Regions from separate parts of the Homo sapiens genome. Here region 2 is linked to region 1. Evidence: chromatin loops called from intact Hi-C (ENCODE). Cell type or tissue: IMR-90. All regions are shown on one strand. Links, peaks and the distances in the headings refer to the core of each region. The heading gives the core; the rest is flanking DNA. Region 1 has its middle 110 kb from the start of LINC03111. Region 2 has its middle 60 kb from the start of LINC03111.

Region 1 (2,925 bases), core at 106-2,605:
TTGTGAATAATGCTGCAATAAACATACGTGTGCATGTGTCTTTATAGCAGCATGATTTATAGTCCTTTGGGTATATACCCAGTAATGGGATGGCTGGGTCAAATGGTATTTCTGGTTCTAGATCCCTGAGGAATCGCCACACTGACTTCCACAGTGGTTGAACTAGTTTACACTGTTGGTGGGACTGTAAACTAGTTCTAATTCAGAGTTTCTAACCCTCTGCACCACTGACATTTTGGGCTGGATATAACTGTGTTCTGGTGGTCTGTCCTGTGCCTTGTGGGATGTTTTGCAGCATCCCTGGACTCTGCCCACTGGATGCCAGAAGCACCTCATCCCCAGATATGGCAACTGAAACTGTCTCCAAACATCGCCAAATGGCCCCAGGAGGGAACCTCTATCCCTCACTCCATTAGAACCACTGCTCTAACACATGGTTATTTTATATGTAGTCTGTCTCCCCCCCATACTATAAACTCCAGCAGGGTGCTTGCTTTGGCAATACATATATACCCAAATTGGAATGATACAGAGATTAGCATGGCCCCTGTGCAAGGATGACACACACTTGTGCAGCATTCTACTAAAAAAAAACTGCAAAACCATCAGAAGAGCTTTCTTCTCTCCTAGATTCCCAAGGACATACCCCAATGCCTAGGCACATCCCAGATGGTGGACAAGAATTTGTTGAATAAATGAATGACTGAGATGGCTAAGCCAGGATTTCACAGCTCTAATGACGGTGAAGACCACAGGTGTCAACAGCAGAGAAGAAAAGGAAGGAATACATCTGAGCCACATTTAGAGAGCAGAAATTAAATTTTATGGGAACACAGTCACTTCCATTCATTTGCATATAATCTACGGCTGCTTTTTGTGCTACAGAAGGCAGAGCTGAGTAGTTGCAACAGAGACCACATGACTCATGAAGCTTTAAATATTTACTTTTTGACCCTTCACAAAAAGAGTTTGTAGACCCCCTTTTTAGAGATTGTGTTTAGAATATAAATCCTAAGTAAACTATTATGAAAGTAGCTAAATGATTTTAATTATTTGCAAAACAGATTTCTATTTTTACACATTTTACCATTGCCCTATTTCTCACACACATGAGAAATTTGCATGCACAAACATGCATTGCAGAGACGTTCTTTCCTGATAAATAGTTTATCCTGTTACTGGATTTTTTTTTTTGAGGGGTTTTGAATGCCTTCCACTCCTCTTTTCCTAGAATGTCAGAACTTCTTTTTTTAAAAAATTTCAATCTTCTAGTTTTCTAAAGATTTTGTTGGGAACAAGGGAAAATTAAGAAAAAGGGTCTCAGTCCTCTGTGTAAAAAACTATTTTTTTTACAGCTTTTGTCATGCTAAAGACACAAATCTGTTTATTTTGTGGTTGCTGACGGAATATATAAATTCTGTCTTGAAGATTGTGTGAAGCTTTCATAGTTCATTCGCTGATTCATTCAACAAGCATTAAGAAATGCCTTCTGAGCACTGGGCCCTGCGGATGCAGAGATGCATAAAATGCATTCTTTGCCGGTAACCTACCAGCAGCAACAGACTGGAAGCAATTACCTGGAAGACAGCCTTGTTTGTGCTAAAATAAAGTGAAAATGGGAGTGCAGGGAAGTTCCAACCAAGGCTGCTTTACAGAATGGAAGGAAGCATAGGTTTTGTATCTTAAATTATACTTTTACTTGTTATTAATAGATCCTAAGGTGCCAGTATCGTTGGTTAGAAAAAGTTTTACCCCCAAATCTAAAACTCAAATGTAGCATCAACTATAAGAATCATGTTTAATTATTTTCCACCAGTCCTCTCCCTATTAGCATGAAATATAAGAATCAAGTTGGCCGGGCGCAGTGGCTCACGCCTGTAATCCCAGCAAATTAGCCGGGCGTGGTGACGGGGTGCCTGTAGTCCCAGCTACTCGGGAGGCTGAGGCAGGAGAACGGCGTGAACCCGGGAGGCGGAGCTTGCAGTGAGCCAAGATCGCTGGGCGACAGAGCGAGACTCCTTCTCAAAAAAAAAAAAAAAAAAAAAAAAATCAAGTTTTATTTGATCATTTCCTGAAAATCCTCTCCTAACTGCTGCTGTTAGCACAGGTGATGTCCTTAGGATTGAGCTCTGCGTGCAGCATGGAACATCTGGGTACTCAGGAGAAGACTGTGGGATTCAGTACAGTTCTGGGTAATCGGGTACCTGCATCTGAGTTCACATGTAACCAAGGTCTCTTCAGGAAGGGTACCTGAGGTTTGTGTCCTTTACTAAGTATCTCTTAGGTTCCAGCCCACTGAGCTGGCATCTTTTCCCAGACAGTATTATTTTCATGGGTGGAGTGAAATAAGGTCTGAGGCAGTGTTTCTGTCCTTGAATGTTGCTGTGTATTGGAATTACCTAGCGAGCTTTGAGTCCTGAAACCAGGCTACTTCCCAGACAAATTACAGTACAACATGGTGTCTGAGGGCAGGACCCAGACAGCTGTAGTTTTTAAGCTCCTTAAGTGACTCCAATTTGCAGCCAAGTTTGAAATGGCTGCTATAAAATCAACAACTCTGAAATGTTAGCTTGCCCTAAAAGTTCCCACTGGGCCTGTTAAACAGATTGCTGGGCTCCAGCCCCAGAGTTTCTGATTCAGTGGGTGTGGGGCAGCTGGGGAATTTGCATTTCTAATAAGTTCCCATGTGATGCTGATGTGCTGTTCTGGGGGAAAACACTTTGAGAACCACTGCTTTAAATTAAAGTAATGAGAAGGAATGACTGTGGGAGAATAGTGGTTCTGCCTATTTCTTCACTAAGTTGGTCCAGTCTGCTTTTTGAAGAACGAGAGTGGAGAGGGTCAGGCTGGAGATGTTACTGCAGTAGTTACTGTGTGCCTTTAAGACATTCTTGGAATGATATATAACCCATCTTTAGAATGCAC
Region 2 (2,925 bases), core at 235-2,734, 45 kb after region 1:
TTTATTAGCAGTGTGAGAACTGACTAATACAGATCCTATAGGGAAAGAGTTCTGGGAAGTTTGGTTTCAGCCCAGCCAAGTTGATGTAGTGCAAAGTACTACACTATTTGACTCTTATTTTTTCTCATCTCTAATTTTAATGCACCCAGAGCTCTAGGTAATAGATGCTCCTGTCCCCAGGCTTTGCCCTGTGGGACCCATACTCAGGCTATTCAGTAGGGAAATTGGGCAATGTGGTTCTGTTTATGAATAATGATTGTTATATAACTTATCTTGTTTTCCTTGATTCCTTGACTTCCAGGGAATTCAAATCAAACTTTTTTTGCCACCAAACAATAAGTATCTTAAGACTCTCCCACCTTTTTCTTTTTCAGTGCTTTCATCTTCATTATTCTTCTTCATAACATGGCTCCTGTTTATTTATTTCGCATATTTTAAAATAAACATTTAAATACATACATTAAGTATCTTTATATTTTAAAATGCTTTACTTTTTAAAGAGGAAACAATTACATAAATAAAATTTCCAAAAGTAGAAAGTGAATATACATTGAGAAGTCTCTCTCTCTCATTCCTGCCCCTATATATTGGGTTTTTGTTCCTGCATGCCTTGCTGATCTTGCCAGAGATTTTTCTTCTTTGAGACAGGTCTTGCTATGTCACCCAGGCTGGATTGTGCAGCCTTGAACTCCTGGGCTCAAGCTATCCTCCTGCCTCAGGCTCCTTATGCCAGAGATTTTTTAATGCATATAGAAGAAAACAGAAATTTATCTTATTTTCATCCCTTCTTTACATAAATGGTAGCATTCCAGGTACAGTGATCTATGCATTTTATTTTACATGTAACTATAAATATGTATACAACCATGAGAGATTTTTCTAAATAAATGCACATAAATACATAAGACCTTTCTCTTCTTTTGGGAGTAGATAGAATAGTAGATAATAGTAGATAGCAGAACCACAAATTGATGAATGATGAACCAACTATAAGCTATATTCCAAAGTTCAATCAAAATAATTACTGTGTCATCTGTTGTGTTGGATGGTATATATTATTACTTGCCTTCTTAATCCTCACAATGAAATTGGCCCCATTTTAAATTCTGGAATCAGTTTATTTACTCATTGCTTTAGGCTTACTCATCACCCCTCAGTTTACCACCCACAGTTCCCAAGTCAATCCTGAATGATGTGAAAACCATCTTCACATTAATGGTTAATGGTCTTGAATGACTCAATCTGCTGTAGGCACAATTGCCAGTGTGCCTGGGGTAAATCTGCAGAACCAAGGAAGCATAGGCTTTCCGTGTTGCTCATCCATGACTGAGATGCTGGCTCAGGCCCTCCATTTGTCCTCCAGTTAGTCCTCTCTTTAAGACTGGATCTCTGTCTTGAAAGCCTTCCATATTTTCCCCTAGTTAACTTTGACAATCTTTTTCTCAATGTTTGCCTGAATTATCTCTATATTTTCAGCTGTGTACTAGAATCCGGTTCAAAATAGATCCTCTTGGAATCACATTGTTTACAATCCCTTTCCTATGTCTTATCACTACATGGAAACTCTTGTTGCCATATCTCAGATAGTTGATTCAACCCCCCATGCACACTGCTAAGTTAAATCTAAATTCACTATTCCACTATGAATACTCTAGTGGAATCTTATTCACTATTCCACTATGAATTTAAATTCACTATTCCACTATGAATATTCTAGTTTGTACTATAATGATTTGAATGGAGAAATTATCACTAAAACTAGTTCAACAGCTGGGTGTGGTGGCAGTTACCTGTAATCCCAGCTACTCAGGAGGCTGAGGCAGGAGAATCTCTTGAACCTGGGAGGCAGAGATTGCAGTAAGCCAAGATTGCAGTACTGCACTCCTGCCTGGGCGACGGAGTGAGACTCCATCTTAAAGAAACAAACAAAAAACCAAACCCCCCCCCCCGCCAAAAAACCAAAAAAACCTGAAAACTAGTTCAAGTTCTCTGTTCTTGGTCTTCTAGATCTGTTTTCTTTACATTTTCCTTTTAGTCTGGCACACCATGAAACCAGGCACGCCTTACTCATCAAATTTGAATATGTGTTGTGTTTATTATTTTTGTGGATCAGACAGTAGAAGAAATATTGTTGAACAACCTAGTTGCATTAGGGTTAAATAAAAAATTTTAAAAGAATATGTAATTTTACTGACTTTGAAATCTGTAGAAAGTATTTCAAAGAGAAAAGTAAAACTAGCATAGAGTTGTTTCTCAGATCACTGGCCAATGAGTTGCAGGGTGGCTTTAATAATACTGGTGGACTCTTTCTTGGATTACAAAATTTTGACGATTACAGCTGGCTCTTCTCTGATTATACTTTCAAAGACATTCACTCTATTTCCTTTTAAATAATAGATGAACTGTATTAGAAAAGAATTACTCTGAAACTAAGGTACCTATTAATCCAGGGGTGTCCAATCTTTTTGCTTCCCTGGCCACATTGGAAGAAGAATTGTATTGGGCCACATGTAAGTAAAATACATATAACATTAATGATAGCTGATGAGAAGAAAAGATTGCAAAAAAATCTCATAATGTTTTAAGAAAGTTTAGGAATTCATGTTGGGCCACATTCAAAGCTGTTCTGGGCTGCATGTAGCCTGCAGGCCATGGGTTGGACAAGCTTATATAAATCAATTTCTTTTCCAAGTCTTTCAAAAACCTCACAGTCAAAGTGAGGTTCACCTCTTTTGACAACATCTTAAAAATAGAAACATTGTCAGACCTGGTGCAGTGGCTCAGACCTGTAATTCCAACACTTCGGGAAGCTGAGATTCGAGCCCAGGAGTTTGAAATCAGCCTGAGCAACATGGCACAACCCCATTTCTACAAAAACAAACAAACAAACAGACAAACAAAACACAAAAATACAAAAATTAGCTG

What was found. Hi-C counts contacts between places; a loop is a spot of excess contacts. Peaks named below come from ENCODE experiments on the same cell type or tissue, not always from the same donor. Only the 100,000 strongest peaks of a DNase experiment are listed, where the experiment ranks them.
Region 2: it touches region 1 in a loop (2.3-fold over the local background); 2 of 110 quality-filtered maps call a loop at or near these places.

What each region holds. Positions count from the first base shown.
Region 1 is chr18:60,018,139-60,021,063 of GRCh38, forward strand. It overlaps the pseudogene RNU6-567P. Among named protein-coding and RNA genes, the nearest start is that of LINC03111, 110 kb to the right of the region's middle. In IMR-90, for the core only: no CTCF peak of the experiment used is centred there; a DNase peak (open chromatin) is centred at 1,443.
Region 2 is chr18:60,063,217-60,066,141 of GRCh38, forward strand. No RefSeq gene overlaps it. Among named protein-coding and RNA genes, the nearest start is that of LINC03111, 60 kb to the right of the region's middle. In IMR-90, for the core only: no CTCF peak of the experiment used is centred there; no DNase peak of the experiment used is centred there.